Linked DNA regions of Mus musculus: region 1 is linked to region 2. The links are chromatin loops, found by intact Hi-C in ENCODE. Cell type or tissue: heart. All regions are shown on one strand.

Region 1 (8,000 bases), 90 kb before region 2:
ATACAAAGATATATTTACTCATACACCTGTATACTATTACCATCAATTCAACTACTGATCATTCATCTATCTATTTGGCCATCCATACATCTACTCACCCACCTACCATCTGCCCATCCACCTATCCACCCACCCATCACAAAACTTTCAAAGAAAAGAAGAAAAGTTAGCTCACTGTATGACTTACAGCTAGTGTGTTTCCCTCCTCACCTCCTTCCTCTTTCTCTGCTTACAACAACTGGTCCTAATGTTTCATAGATGGCTACTGTTTGTCATTAACATCTCACCAATGTTCAGCAAGAACAGTAAAAAACAAAAATTGCTCTGAGTAATGCTCTGACTTCACCAGAGGCAGTAAACAGAAAATGACCACCTGATATCATTCATGGTGATTTCTTTAAATGAGCCATCCATTAGAACACAAAGAAAAAGAACATATGACGTTTAAAATATGTACTGCCTAAAACACAATGGATGGATGGATAGATGGATGGATGGATGGATGGATGGATGGATGATGATTGAACAGGTGAATTAGTGATCGGTATATGAGTAAATTAATGGGCAGTTGATGAGATAAACAGATAGGTGATGGGTGGATGGATAGATGCATACACAGGCCCATGGTTGGTCAATCAATAGGTAAATTTGGGGTGAGTGCACAGATGAAAGAATGATATGGTGGCTATGTAGATGGATGGGTGGGTTATAGATGAATTCATGAGTGGATGGGTGGATGAGTGATAGGTGGGTGAATGATAAGTAATGAGTTGGTGGGTAGATGGATGAGTGATGGGTAAGTCAATAGATGGATGGGTATGTGATAGGTGGGGGTATAGATAGGTGAGGGTTAAAGAGTAAATAGTAGATAACTGAGTGGAAGGGTGAAAGATGAAAGGCTGACTAGATGGCTAAAGGGAGGGACGATGGCTTCATTCTTATTCTGCTCAACCCAAGAACCCTGTAATGACACATAACGAAGCACCCAGTCAAGTTCTGATACAGATCATACGTTTATTTTTTTAGGCAGGAATGAATTATTCAGCACTTCTAAATCCAGAACACATCAAACCAAAAACGACACGCTCTGAGCTTTCCTCTTTCCCTGCATACTTAGAGATATCTGTAATTTCTTAAAAAGAATAGAATTATTGATTGTGGGTGAATTAGCAACTCAAGAAAGATCCAGGATGCAAACTGGAGGTGAGGAGGGTGTTGCCCAACAGGAGTTAAGTGCCTGATGATGGGGCCATGTAGAGAATAGAGGAAAGAAATGGGGTGGGCAGAAAGAAATGTGCTTGGCAATGTCAGGGATGATCCTAGAGGGGAGTTTCTCAGCACACATGAACTCACATTTAGCAAGAACTAGAAATCTGTAGTTTTCCAGAAAAGCTCAACCCAGATGATGAGACTAAAAATCCCTTGAAGATCTTCCTGCCCCTGGAGAAGATCCTAGTTTGTCAGGAATACTAGTGTCCCTAGTTCTGGGGTCAGGAAAAAAAATGGATTTCTAGGACCATGGTTCTTCTAGTGATTAAAGTACAAAGAAATCTGAGATCCAGTATGTTCCTCAATCTTTTGTACTCCCCATGAGGTACCAGGACATCAAATGCTGTGAACCTCATTCAATCTTTCCCGTTGGATGCTCTGACTTCCTAAGTTGTGTAAGACACTGCTATGGTCTAGACTGGAGTGTCCCCACAAAAGGCTGATGAATGGAAAGGTTGGTTCCCCATTTGCTAGAAGGTTATTGACAGATAACTGGACTAAGAGGGTACTAACTTCATCCATGGGTTGATATACTGATTAGTAGAAAATGAACAAGACTTTGAAAGACATATCTTATTCTGTAGATAGATGATAGATAGATAGATAGATAGATAGATAGATAGATAGATAGATAGATAGAGATGTATAACTTTCTAAACAATAAACAATGTAATCAATTGACCATGAACTAAAGTCTCTGAATCCATAAGCCAAAATTAATTCTTTCTTTTTTTAAGTTGATTCCTCTTGGCCACCTTGTCATAGCAATAAAGTTGACCAACACAGGTTTGAATAGCCAAACCAGAATGGTGACTGTAAGGTAAGTCTAGGCTTTAGGTCCTCAAGAAGCCTTTCAGGCTTGATCTGTAGGTATTCAGAAAGCCACATATGAGAATGAGGAAGTGTTGGGCAACAGAAGCCCAAAGACCTTAGTGTGTACCCCAAAATAGCCATCACAGCATTTTTTTTATCAGATGAAGTGATTCAGGATAAAGGTATGTTACTACAAAAATTCAGATTACTTCATTTGAACTTGGTCAGTCTTCAGGTGTAAAGGGACCCTTAGAAGCAGGCATGATCCAAGCATTTATCCTACCCAGAAAAGGTGGAAAAACTCCTGGAGGCAAGAAGTGCATAAAAGTAGAAAGATTTGATGTAAGAAAATCTTGACAAGGCACCTTTAAAGGTAGCCAGCACTTGGGAAACTGAGAGAGAGAATAGTGAGTTTGAGGATAGCCTAGTTTGAGGCTATAGGACCAAGTTTCAGGCTAGTTTTAACTATTGATTGGGATCTTATCTTAAACAGCCAAAATAAGATGATATAAGCCAAGTATGGGGGCACAAGATCTTAATGCCTGCACTCAAGAGGCAGAGGCAGGTGACAGTCACCCTGTGTAATACATGGGGCTATAGGAGACAGAGAAAAGCATTTTCCTCATGCTATACTTGACCCTGGAGGAGAACCAACTAACATGCCCAGCCAAGGACCCTTAGAAAGAAGCCCCCATATACACAAGGCTCCTTCCTGTGCCTTGCTGACTCCCAGAATGCAATGCACAAACCACTTGTTGAAGTCTAATTGATCAAAATATATCTCTGCAAGTCTGGGGCATAGGGGCACAGAATTAACAAACTGCCCTTTCCTTCATGAAAAGAGACTGAGCTCTGATTAAAATCGACTAGAATGAGCCTTCTATACATCTACTTTTAAAAACAAGAAGCCACTAATTCAGTTTAACTCAAAGATTAAAGATGATTAAAATTTCTGTAAGTTATCTGGAACTTAGGGAAAAGCAGCCGGTGGTGGCCATCCAACATTGATAGTTGTTGGAAAATAACTTCTGCTGTTTGATTGATGTGGTTAGCTTTTCGTTTGGTTTTGTTGTTGATTTTTTTGGGGGGGAACAGGGTGTCATTCAATGGCTTTTTTCAAGTCATCTTTGAGTACCAATTATATTTCATCAAGGTTAGTAAAATGGTAAAAAGGAAAAAAAAGAAAAGCAGATGTCTGAAAATGAGGATTGCCAGTAATATTGATGGAATCCGGTAATTTCTTTCCTGTGTAGTAGCAGATGAATCCAGACTGTGTACAGCCAGGCAAGGTTTACGGAAACATTCAGGGCTATAAAAAGAACTTACAAGACAATCTCCATGTTTGGCTCACCCCCACCACCCCCAAAACATCACTAAGGGCAATGCTTGTTTCTTTAAAAAAAATTGTTAATTTATAAGAAATTCAACTGCCAACAAAGAGGTCTTCATACTTTTAAACCCTCCAATATTAGCACAATCCCATCTGATGGGTGATATTGATTAATGCTATTAGCTCCTACCAAATATACTTGCAACTTAGTCAATTCTGTCATTTAATAATTTTGCTAAATCTCAAAAAATGGAGACGCAATCTCGCCTGGAAGAAGGCAGCCCTGCTAGTTATTTACAGATTGTAACATTTACATAAGAGTTTAGTTTAACAAGAGATACAAATATAGATAAAACCCTTAGGACTTCATTCTCTGAACTGCCCTCTAAAAATCTGCCCTGCAATTTGCAAACTGAATTTTGTGCAGACTATTCCTGGAAGGCTTTGTGAATTAGGGAGAACTAACTCAAAGCAAGGGCTGGCTAATCACAATTTTGCAAATTGTACGTAGCAATCATCCTCACATTGTGAAATTCCGATCTATAAAATGCTGATGTTTTAAAGTTGAAAAATAAATTAGCTCGCGAGAACTATTTCGCCATAAAAAAATAAATAAATAAAATCAGTCTGAGGCTTTACAACTAAATTATTTGTTTAAAAAAATTAAAAAATAGTCACATTGGTAGCAAATATTAAATAAAAGTAGGATATCATCCAAGCATGTTCCTGCCACAACCATCTGAATGAGAGAGAGAGAGAGAGACAGAGACAGACACACACACACACACACAGAGAGAGAGAGAGAGAGAGAGAGAGAGAGAGAGAGAGAAAGAGAGAAAGAGAGAGAGAAAGAGAGAGAGAGCATGGACTTCCAGGCATCCCCATCTGCATGGCCTGTCCTATAAATACTCACCTGCCAGGAGCACGTGGATTCTATAACTCTCCAGCATGTGCTTGTGGTCATGCCCAGACTTCTATTTTAAATGCCTCCAGCACATTCGTCTATGGTCTGGAGAAGCCTTCTCAGACAGTGCTGGGATTAGTCAATGGTCTTTGACATGTCATCTATTCACTTGCTAAATCCAATTCATGTTTGTCCAGCCTGAGAAGTTGGCAGTTAGCACACATTTGTTTATTTGTTAAACGCAATGCCATGTGGGTTACAAATACTCTAGCAATATCAAACCCCAAGGAAGAGAGAGCAGCCTCAAAGGCATACAGCAAGCCGGTAGTGTATCTGAAACTGGATTTGCCTTGGGTGAAGAGAGCTGACTTCAAAGGGATGTGGGTCACAAGACTCAGGGCTGTTGGCTCATTTCTAGAGAGCATCCCAAAGACACTGGCCCTAAGAGAAGAGTAAGCATCCACATAAGCACATGTTTGAATTGCACACATGAGTCCTCCCTTCATCCTCCACATCCCATACGACATCCAACACAGGAAGCCAAGACAAAGAAGCATACCTGCTCATGCTCACCGCTGCCTGCTGCTTCATAGACACCAAGACCTCTCATGGACTTTGTCTCTAATTGATTGCAATGTTTAATGTTATCTGAAGCAGAACATGGTGGCACACCTGCCATCCCAATACTTGGGAGACTGAGGCGGGAGATTCTTCTGTACTGGCGCCTGCCCTTTTCCTGACTGAGCAGGAACGAGCTCTCTTAGGAGCTGCAGCATCATTCTCTGACACCTTGCAGACTTTCCTCTGTTTTGTTTTGTCTTGTTTTGTTTGTTTGTTTTGTTTTTGTTTTTTTTTTTTAATTTTCTTCTTATTTCTTAGTTGTCACACCAAGCAAAACTAATGCAACTTACTTCTGACCCACGGCCACTCTGGGTATCATAGCTCCTGGAAGGGGCCAGAGCACATTCCTGGGCACCCTATAGACGAGCTTCAGGGTTGGGAATGGCCTCTAGTAAGCTCAAAAGTGCCCACAGTAATATCCTCGGAAGGAACGGGTGCTGTGCTTGTCATGGCCATGCTGCCTGCCCTTTGGGTCTCACCATGGAGACACCCGGCCACCACTTCCCTTCCTCTGAGTGCATCTCTTACCTCGGGCTTCCACTTGCGCAGCCTGCAGCTTAAGCACTTCCTGTAACATTACTTCTACAGAGCAAATATTTATACTAGTAAATACCATCAAAATATGATCTGCATTCAAGTGTTTCCTATAGGTGGTTGTGAGGAACAAGAAGAAGTCGCTGCCTAAGTGGAGAGGAGGGGGAATGGAGCCCATGGGCAGCCCTGACAACTGACAAAGCACCTCCCTGTGGGGCTCTCTGCTCTTGACGTAACACTGCAGCATTAGTAACATATGCCTTCCAACAGCAAGGCCCAGGGGTCCCTGATCGGGTACTCAGAACTCCTCCAGCATGTAGAATCTATGGTTTGCACAGACTCACAGCCAGTAGCCCATACAAGTGCTAGTCTCAAACACACAGGCCTCTGTGCCCCATGGTCTTGGAGGAGATAAAGCAGAGGACAGTGGTGGGACCCAGAGACCAATCTGGGAAAGGCAAGTGACTTAGTGTCTGTGTAGTAGCACCTAGGTCAAGTAGAAAGAACTGCTTCTAGAATTTTCCAAAAGTTCTTCAACACGTTCATCCCACCTCTGGTGGGATGAATGCTAAAGAAGGCACATGCAGAATAAAGGAGAGAGAGAAGGCCTTGCCTTTTCATGCCCAGAACGGTACTCATCACCTTGATGCAGTAGGCCTGGCCTCCCAGATCTCCTTGGCACTCAATATCACTGCTCTTTGAGAAGTTGGCCAGTATGAAAGACTTATCTGATTTGTATTTCCCTTATCAAACATGCAACTCCATCTTTTCATGTATGTGGCACCACCCCAGTGTCTTCTCTAAGTAGCACTGATAAGATTTTTCTCATTGATATTTAAAAGCTCTTCACATATGCTGAATATGAACCCTTTATTAGATATATTTAAAATACTTCCTTGGATGTCCAAGGCAGATGGCTCTAGTGGCCTGCTTAGGACAGCACGTTGGAGATGAAGAGACAGTTTAATGGTTGGGAGCCCTTGCTACTTTTATAGAGGGCCTAAGTTCGGTTCCCAGGATGCATATCAGACAGCCCACAAAAGCCTGTATCTGTAGCTCCAGGATACTAATACCCTATTCTGGCTTTCACACACAACTGAAAACACGTGATACACATCATGCTCATATGTGCACTCTCACATATGCACACGCACAGATAAAATTTTAAAATATTTCATTAAAACAGAAATGAATAAATGCATAAAGCATTGATAGGTGTGTGTATAATGCACGCACACAAAACATTGTTTTGAAGGGCAAATTGTGATGTCCATCAAAGAATTAATTCTTATATACCTTGCAATCCATCAATGCTACATGTAGAAATCTATCCAGAAATACTCAAAGTTATTCACGACATATATACATCATTTTTTTTTTGAGGATTTAAGGAATAAGTTGAACCCAAGGCATTGGGAATGTTAGGCAAGTGCTCTGTCACTTAGCTATGCTCCCATCCCTTGGCTGTTGTCGTTGTTGTTATTGTTGCTGCTGCTGTTGCTGTTTGCTGCTGCTGCTGCTGCTGCTGCTGCTGCTGCTGTTGCTGTTGCTGTTGCTGTTGCTGTTGCTGTTGCTGTTGCTGTTGCTGTTGCTGTTGCTGTTGCTGTTGCTGTTGCTGTTGCTGTTGCTGTGTGGTCCTTAGGCAGTCTCAAAAGTCCAAGCTGGCCTTCCACTCACCTCTCTCCCTCCTCAGCCTCCCAAGCACTGTGACTGCAAGGATGCATCAGCATGCCCTGCATCTGCAGCCATCTGTGCTGCACTGGAAGCAGATAAGCTAAAAGCTGCCACACTGCATTCAAAAGCACAGCTCCATAAAGGCAAGCCTGCCAAAACTTAGAGCGTGCTCAGTCTTTCACTTCTGACACTTGGAGAGAAGAAAGTCCCCAAGTCAAATGAGCAGTCCGACCCGGTCACACACGTGGGCTACAGCTACGATCTTCCTCACCACATCAGTGGTGGAAACCCGTGATCACAGTGTGGTAGTATATAGCATAGCGCACCACTCAGACCACAGGTTCTCCCCATAGTGGGAGGGGAAGACTCAGAAGTAGAGTGGAGGGGGACCCTGGTTCTTCCCAATGCACACATCTGTCCTATAGAATCTGAGTGATGAATACACAGGCATTTTAGAATTAAGCAAGATCATTTACCTTAAAATACAAAACTCTAGTCAGTCCTCTGTCACGAAAACAAGGGCTGAAATCCTTCCCTAGAATTCAAGACCTTCCATCAAGCTCCAACTGTTCTCAGGCCACTCACAGTTCCAAAGTGTCCTATGGCATTGTTCCTGCTTGTCCCTTCTGTCCCTTCTGTCTCCCCTTATACCTACACCCACACCTCGGGAAGCCTTTCACTACCACTTTTCCCACACACACCCTTTCTTCACCCTCAACAATGATTCTCAACCATGTCCTAGGACTTAAGGCTCATTCCCTTGAGGTGTGAGTGTGACCCACTGCACTGTCACCCCATCAAGAGAAGGCCCATATATCAACCTTCTCCCCTTCATGTCTATTCATATAAAATCTC
Region 2 (8,000 bases):
CAGCTTTTGGAGGCTCGGCAGACATTGCATACCCAAGCACTGCCTTCAGCTCCCCATGGGCAGATCCAACCAGTAGGGCCACATGTCTTGACCAGTTCCTATCTTTTCCCATAATGAAGGCTATTGGCCTCTGGCTTGGACCAACCCACCATGACAGTTTGCTCCATGCCTGCCCTGAGCCTTCCGTGAAGACAGCTCTGACCAGCAGTTAAATTGCTGAGTTGTAAGGATCTGAAGCCTGCTCAGAAGTTAAACACTCCAGGCATAGAACACAATGGGTTTTCAGAGCACTGGTCCAAGAGAATGCAAATGTATTGAAAGCGGTTTTTCTCCAGGTTTTACATAATTACCATTTATGTCTCCAGGAACTGTTTCCCCAGCCCAGTTTAGGGTGAAAGCGTTTTTTTAAAGACTTTCCCTGCAGATGACATATGAGGCACTAACCTTTTTTCATGTGCCCAGATGTTAAGTTCATTTTCATCACATTTATGCAAATTTCATTTGAACAGTAAATCAAAAGAAATCTTAAATCATCGTACACTATTTAAAAATCAACACTAAAGCCGGTTTACTCGCAGCTATCTCTAACATAAAGTCACAGCTAATGAGCTGAGCACCATAGTTCCTTTTCCCATACAATGGCTATAACAAGACCTGAGGTCCTCCACATCCTCCACATGGGAGCATTGCTACCCGTTCACTCTCAAGAGTCCAGTTTCCTCAGATTAACGATGCTCTGTACATCAAAGCCTTCCAAAAGTTTTCCAAACTTTGGGAAATCGGGGGACCCTCAGTCCAGGAGTCTGACAACCACATTAAGTGTCTATGTTAGGCCCTCCAATGCAAAACCTGGGCTCAGTGGCCATGCTTTCAGAAGCTGACTCTTTGTTGGTCAGGTTGGGGTGGGGGATGCTAATTCCTAGGGCGCCGTGTCCTGATTGTCGGGGAGCTGGGCAGAGTGCTATCATTACCAACAACTCAGCCAGGCGGGTAATGGTGAGATCAAGAGACATTTGCACCGCTATCAGGATGACATCATAGCTAAAGCAGCCTTCAGCCAAAGCCCTAGGCTCTCTTAGAGTAGAGGCCAAAGGGCTATGGGGGGAGGTGCCCCCCCCCCGCAACTCCCAGAGCTGGAAGCTGAGTCTCAGGCCCCTGCCATGCAGGGTGGTGGGCCTTGCCCACAGCCAAGTTCCCAGGCAGGCCCAGAAATGGGAAAGACAGCTGGAGTCTTCTCCAACGCAATCTACTTTCCCCCTCCATCCTGCTCACTGCAAATAATACTACTAATAATAACATAGTATGCATTTTTTTCAACAATTTGAAATTGTGAAGCCATTTCCCTGACCAGGGTGGAGCCGGCATGCCATGCCCGCAGCTACATCTCTGCTGTAGAATTGATAGCATTTCCAACCGAATTGTCAATCTGTTGGTGGTGACCCTCTCTTAGGCAAAACAGCTCTCACTCCATTTTTTTCAAGCAATAGAAACAGAGGACGCTGAAGGGGAAGGCAGACTGGAAAGGAAGCCTTCCTACTCTTGTTTTGGTTGCTTTTCTTCCTTTTAAAGCCCAGCAAAACACAGGGGCGCACACGCGAGCGCACGCACACCCTGAGACACAAACCTTAGAATAATGGGGGAGGCATTTGGCGACAAACTGCATCAGCGGCGCGGCGCGACAGGCAACCAACCCCGCTCACTCGCAGCTCAGCTCTCCAAGCCGCGGCAGCGACGGTGGCGGTGGCGGCGGCGACAGAGACCCGTCACCCTCCCAAAGAACCCCTATGCTCAACTCTCAACTGTGTCCCCAAGATCTCCTCTTCAGGCTCGCCTCAACTATGCGCGTGGCCCAGTCACCTCACCTCGCCGGAAAAGTGGAGAGACAGGGTTGGGAGTTGTGTTTAAAAAAAAAAAAAAAAACAGCAAAAAAACAAAACAAAACAAAAAGTTCCTCGAACATCCAGCCCAGCAGATGCAATTCTCCCGCCCGCTGCACACTCTCCCCGAGCCGGCCGGGCACTCGCCCCCAGCACTGCGCCCTCACCTCGGGGCGCGCGGAGGGCACCGCAGGGCACTTACTTGGCACTTGCTTTTGAGTGTGCAGGTCGTCGCGGTTTTCACTTGGGTTTTCAAATAAGTTTCAGGGAGGAAGGAGGCAAAAAAAAAAATCCAATTATGCAAATGGACTCCGGCCGGGGGAGGCGCGCGTTGAATCTGACGCTGCTACTGTATGAGTTCTTGGAGCAGCCCCGGCCCGGCAGATTTATGGGGGCGCGTCACGGCTACGCCAGGTCCCGCCGCCGGAGCATCTCGAAGTTAATTAAAGCGGTAATGTCCACTTTCCTGGCGACCCTCCGTGCGTGGGTTTACTATTTCACCCTCCAACACGACCCAGGAGGGGACACTGATGTGCCCCCCACGCCCCTCTTCTTTCTCTCTTCTTCCCCCTCTTCTGCCTCTCTCTTTCTCTCCCTCCTTTTTCCTCTCTTTAAGTCGCCTGCTTTGCACTCAGTGAACAATGAACAAAGATGTGAGTGATGGGGAAAGATCGCCCCCCTCCCAGCCCAAGCAGTGAGCGAAGCTGGTCTCAAAGTCAAAATCCAGTTGTTAAAAACTGAGAAAGAAAACCAGGGTCTCCACGCTAAGCTCCCTTTCTACACACACGTACACACGCACGCACACATATGAGCAAGCACACCCCACCCCAAGTTCACCTAAGCCCTGCCTGGAGACCTAGGGACCGTGGGGGAAAAGCCAAGGCCCCGGCGCGCGGGGATGCCCAACTCGCGGTGGACACGAGGGGACAGCAGGGACAGGGGAGCTGTGCTCGCTCCGGCCAAGATCATTTCCCGCGCCCCTCCCAGTCTACTGCCCCCACCACTACCCACCGGCCCCCTCCCAACGTCTACACCGAGAGGCCTGGCCCCACGGCCCCGCTCCGGCTGCAGCCGGCCGGATGCGCTCAGCAAACGCGGCCCCTGTCGGATTTCTGCTAAACTGCAGAGCGGCGGCGGCGACTGCCCAGAGAAGCGCAGGAGGAACCCAAGGCCAGCTCGGCGCGCACTCACCCTGCTAGCCCGCTAGTCCTAAAGCCGGTGCCCCGGGCCGCCCACCCGCGCGCACCTCAGAGGATGCACACGCACAGCGCGCTCGAGCCCCGCAGGCAGGGACCGCACGTAGCCGCCGTTATTTTCCGCTCAAGTGAAAACTAAGGCGGCTGACGAATCACGTCTCCTGCGAGGCACCCGTTAGACAAAACAATATCCTGCAAACAAAACCCGGCCACCGCTGCCACCCGCGCGCCAGGCCGGGACCCCGCCCTGCTCCTCCCAGGCCCCAGCCCCTGGCTTCTGCCCGCACCGACCCCAGCCTTCCAGGCTTGCATCCTTCCAGGAAAGAACTCGGGGACTTGAGTGTGCGCTCACCAAGAGGCGGACAAACAGGAAGGACTCACAAACCGGGAGTGAAAAATGGGGGCCACTTAACTTTCCACCTGTCCCTAGAGAAACCTTGCGGGGAATTTTCTCCGAAGAGTTGGTCTCTCTCTCTCTCTCTCTCTCTCTCTCTCTCTCTCTCTCTCTCTCTCTCTCTCCTTTTCTCTCTCTAACTTCCACAGCGCTAATTTCCACCTTCCCTCACTTCTCATACCTTCATGTATGTGGAGATAATCTATATTGTAATTGTTTGCAAAATTGCAACAGATGGGAGCATCGAGATCTGGACACTTCTACTTCTCAAAGAAAACCCTCTTTTTATTTTTATTTTTATATTATTATATTTTTGCCTAAAATACATCTCAAGTCCCGCCTACGACTGTTTTCCTTAATTCATCTTCAAATTTAAAATAAAAATGCCTTGAAGCAAACAGAAAGGCTTATTAGCGACGTTCATTCTCGCTCCAGCCTTGGGTTGGGCTGAGGATGAGCCCCCGCCCCCCCGCCCGCAGGAAAAAAAAATCTTGCTCTTCCCAGGACCACCCCCCAGTGGCCCCCTCTCCTCGATGTTACCCCACCCCCGCCCCCCTCCACACACACACTCGGCCGCACTCCTTCACTCTGATTGGCCTCACGTTTCCAGCTCGGGACTAGCCGGCTCATTTCCCTCCATAACCTGTTACTTATTTATTTATTTCTGTGTCTCAGGCCCCCGCGGGCCCCCGGGACCTGGGCCGGACTGGGGCAGGTGCTGAGGGCGACGCACGTGTATTCTGGCGCCTCTAAGGTCTCGAGGTCCTGGGATCGCCCCCCAGGCACCTCGGCCGGGCCTTGCGGGGCTCTTAGGACGCAGGAAGCCGATGCAAACACAAAATGGCAGGTCTTGGCCGCCCTCTACACCCGTAAGTTAGGCACCCCGTAAGCATCAGCTAACTTTGATTTTTTAAAAAAATAATTGCCAATTACCCCCTGATTCCGAGGTGGAGTGCAGATCGCACCACGTACGATGGCGCGACGGGGGTGGAGGGGGGAGGCGAAGGTAGCCGGGGACCGCCTCACCCCCCCCCCCCCGCCAGCCCCGGCACTGGAGCAAACGGGTAAAGTCGCTGGAGAAGTTTCCGCCGCGCAGCCTCCCCTCTCTCTCGGCTCCCCCGGCCCCCGACCCTGCGGAAAGTTTCCCCGGCCGCGAGCTGAGGCCGGGAGCGCAGGCAGGAGGCGCGGGCCGGGCTGGGTGGACGCCGGATCCCACTGGCGCGCTGAGCGCTCGACCCTGGGGACTCCCTTTCAAAGTAACGGTCCCGGGACTGGGGCTGCGGTGGGAAGGCGGCGGCCAGGGCGCGGGTCCCGCTCTCCGCCGAAGTTCTCCAGCGCCATTCGATGCCGGGTGGCCGCCTCTACTCGGTTTTTCTCCTCCTGTTTTTTTTTTTCTTCCACATACCCCCCCCCTTTTCCTCTTAACCCCCGCTGACAGCTTCTCTCGCCAACGTCACAACCACGGATATTTAATTAGACCATATTTTTTAATCGCGATGGGGTGAGAAGCAACCGGGTTACAGGCCTCGCCTGGTGGGGGGGAGGGGGAGGCGAAGGGGGGAGAGAACCACGCCAAGTGTCCAAACTCACTTTGCCACCTCCCAGAGATCAGGGCCGCCACCACCACCACCTGGCACCCGCGCGCCCCTCCACTCCGCCGCCCCCACCCCCAACCCCAGCCTCCCCACCACCTTTGTTTGCCTTACCTTAAAACATTAAACGCGGGCGTCGGGAGCAAACTCGGGCACGTAAACCGAGCGTTGTAAAAGATTGTGTTCAATGAATAATGAAACATGTCCACATGATTGACTTGATCATTTTCCGGGGCTGAGGGGGGACGGGCGCCCAGCTCGCGCGCCTCAGTCGCCCACTCGCCAGAGCCCGGCCAAGTGCTCTCAGCCCAGCCCGAGCAGGGCAGGCTCGCTTTTCATCAAGCTCATTTCAGAATCGCCCCGTTCATTGATACTCATCATCCAACCCCAGCAGACATCCCATCCCCTGCTCGGCCTCCCCCTATCTGGTAGGTGAAATGCATTGTACCATTAAAAACGCTCTCCATTGTCGCCCTGGCGTAATTCACAGCAACTAGATAGGTCTTTCAGCATTTAGCTTTGATGAGCCGGAGACTGAACCCTTGATATAATAATCTACAAAGAATGGTGTGTGGTCGTCCATTTTTTCTCTCTGTCTAGCAACTAAGAAACCATTTAACACAGCGCAGCTTGCTTCTGACCTTGAGCTCATGTAAACACACTTATTAAAATCTATCTATTCTCCAAGAGCTACATTCTGATTGTCAGACTCGTTACGGAGACATACATCAGCCCCTTCGCTTGTCACTACTTTGCATTCCTGCCTTTAACTAAAGAATTTTTTATCCAGCCGAGAGGCAGAGAGCGATTGCCACGGAGAGAGAGGAGAGAGAGAGACGCGGAAAGGGGGAGAGGAAAACGCGTAATTCTTACCTGCTCCTCAAACTATTTAAAGTCTGTTTCTTTTCTGGGGTGAAAAAAAAAACTCCCGGGTGAATCTCGGTGGACAGCGGGACGTGGAGAATCAGTCACAGCCCGGGCGTTTAAGGGAGTCATCAGCGATCAAATGACGTTGATCCGCGCTGTAACCTTGTGGCGTATTTAATGTAAATAAGGCCGTTATGTTGCCAATCGCCGCGATACAAACACCGAGAGGTCCTCAGCCTCGCCTCCCGCGCCTGCCATTAGAGGCGACTTTATTTACAGACACTATTTAGGAGATCATGATAATTCTAAAACAATACTAGTGCCAAATGATTATGAAAATATGATTTTAATTAATCACGTAGTAGGCAAGGAAATTAGCATACGGTAATTAAACTTCGAGAAAAACGTCATGCAGGTTCTCTGCCTTATGGGTCCAGAATAATCATCGCGGTGGGCTCCGAGACTTAATTACGAAACAAAATAACTTTTTTAAAGGCAACTTTGCAAGGCTGGTCCTCCAGGCGAACGTTTGGGTAAATAATACAAGCCAAGGTATCAAAGTGGGCATTTCAGTGATGGAGAGGGGAAAGATGGGGGGGAAGCCGAATAATGCAATTAAGAATTCTCTGTCCTAGAGTTGACAAAAGCGGGTGCCTCAAAAGCCTCTTTGTTATGGGATTATATAATGATCCTGGTGTCATTATGGAGAGAGAGAGAGAGAGAGAGAGAGAGAGAGAGAGAGAGAGAGAGAGAATTCAATAATAATAAAAGAAGTATGCAGAGACACCAACAAGCAGCTTGCTTTTAAAGAAAGGCTGTCATGTGGCATTGGGTGTACTGAGAGGAGGACAAGGTCCTACAGAGTTGACAAATAAAGGAGATGAGTGAGGAGAGAGAGAGAGAGAGAGAGAGAGAGAGAGAGAGAGAGAGAGAGAGAGAGAGAGAGAGAGAGAATGAGAATGAGGCCTGTGCTGTGCACCGTTAAGAAGGGATGAAGAGAGATCGATTATACAAAATACCCAGCCACTGAGGCACTTAAGCACTGATTCAGGTAACGCAGGTTCCAACTTGTCCGAACTAAGTTCTCCTTCAAGATGACTAGAGGATTTTAAACTCCCGGGCACCACCACAATACATCAAACGCAAAGATACAGAAAAGCTCTCGCCAGCTGCCCACCACCCCTTCAGTTTCAGCGGAAGGATCCACTCAGATGCAAGCAGCAGTTCTAGAGCGAGGGCAAGGTTCAGAAACTTGGAGGAGCTACCAGCATCCGGCCTGGTGGGGTAGCTGCACCAGCTCTAAGAAGCTACTGGCAGTGGGCACTGGCCTGGTCACTGCTGCGGATCCTAAACCGGCTCTAGAGAAAGCCAGTATCATTCTCTTTCTCTCCCTCCCTCACTCTCTCCCTCCCTCTCCCGCTCTTGCATCTTTACACCCCTCCTTTCTGGCTAGGAAAACCTGGAACTGATGGCAAGCTAGTTCTTTGAGACTCTTAAAGGCCTAAAGAGTGTCAAGAGTGCATGAATTAGACCATGTTAGAGTGCATGAATGTATGTATGTATCTTCTGCCACCACCACCACCCCCCCAAAAAAGTTTAGGAATGAATTATTCTCCAATCTGATGTGCTTAAAATTCTATCTGGAGAAATACAAGGTTTGGGGTGGGGTTTTTTCCCCCTTTATTCTGTAGAAATTATCAAGGATAGCACTATCTCTGTGGGAGTGGAGTTGGAGTTCTTTATTTCAGTTCTTCCTGGATCGACTGATTATATTCTGTGGTCTTTTGAACCTGAGACTGTAAGTCAAGTGATTCTTCATAAGTGGCAGTTTGGACAAAGCAGCAAGCAGGTCGAAAGGAAGTGGCCCATATGCACTCTGAGAAAAGGCCCTTTCTCGGGGATAGAAATGAGGGCAACAGTCTCCTGTTAACCCTGCCCCTCAGCACGCCTTGGCCTTGGGGAGACAGGGAACTGTGTTCTGACCTTATCCTTGGGTTCCTAGAGGCGCCTACCCATGCTGAACTGGGATGCCCCTTCCAGTGGCCCCGGCATCCCTCTGCAGCCCTTGGAGCAT

Evidence for each region. A loop is a pair of places that touch in the nucleus more often than their neighbours do. Peaks named below come from ENCODE experiments on the same cell type or tissue, not always from the same donor. Only the 100,000 strongest peaks of a DNase experiment are listed, where the experiment ranks them.
Region 1: it touches region 2 in a loop (2.8-fold over the local background); 1 of 42 quality-filtered maps calls a loop at or near these places.

What each region holds. Positions count from the first base shown.
Region 1 is chr7:37,677,176-37,685,175 of GRCm38, forward strand. The region is part of intron 2 of Zfp536 (zinc finger protein 536); the gene reads right to left. Among named protein-coding and RNA genes, the nearest start is that of 4930505M18Rik, 11 kb to the left of the region's middle. In heart, no CTCF peak of the experiment used is centred here; a DNase peak (open chromatin) is centred at 4,376.
Region 2 is chr7:37,767,517-37,775,516 of GRCm38, forward strand. Zfp536 (zinc finger protein 536) reads right to left here and starts at 2,236. Exons shown (of 6, transcript NM_172385.2): 1 at 2,080-2,236. In heart, a CTCF peak has its summit at 3,010; no DNase peak of the experiment used is centred here; H3K4me3 peaks cover 5,776 bases; H3K27ac peaks cover 2,957 bases; H3K27me3 peaks cover 5,191 bases.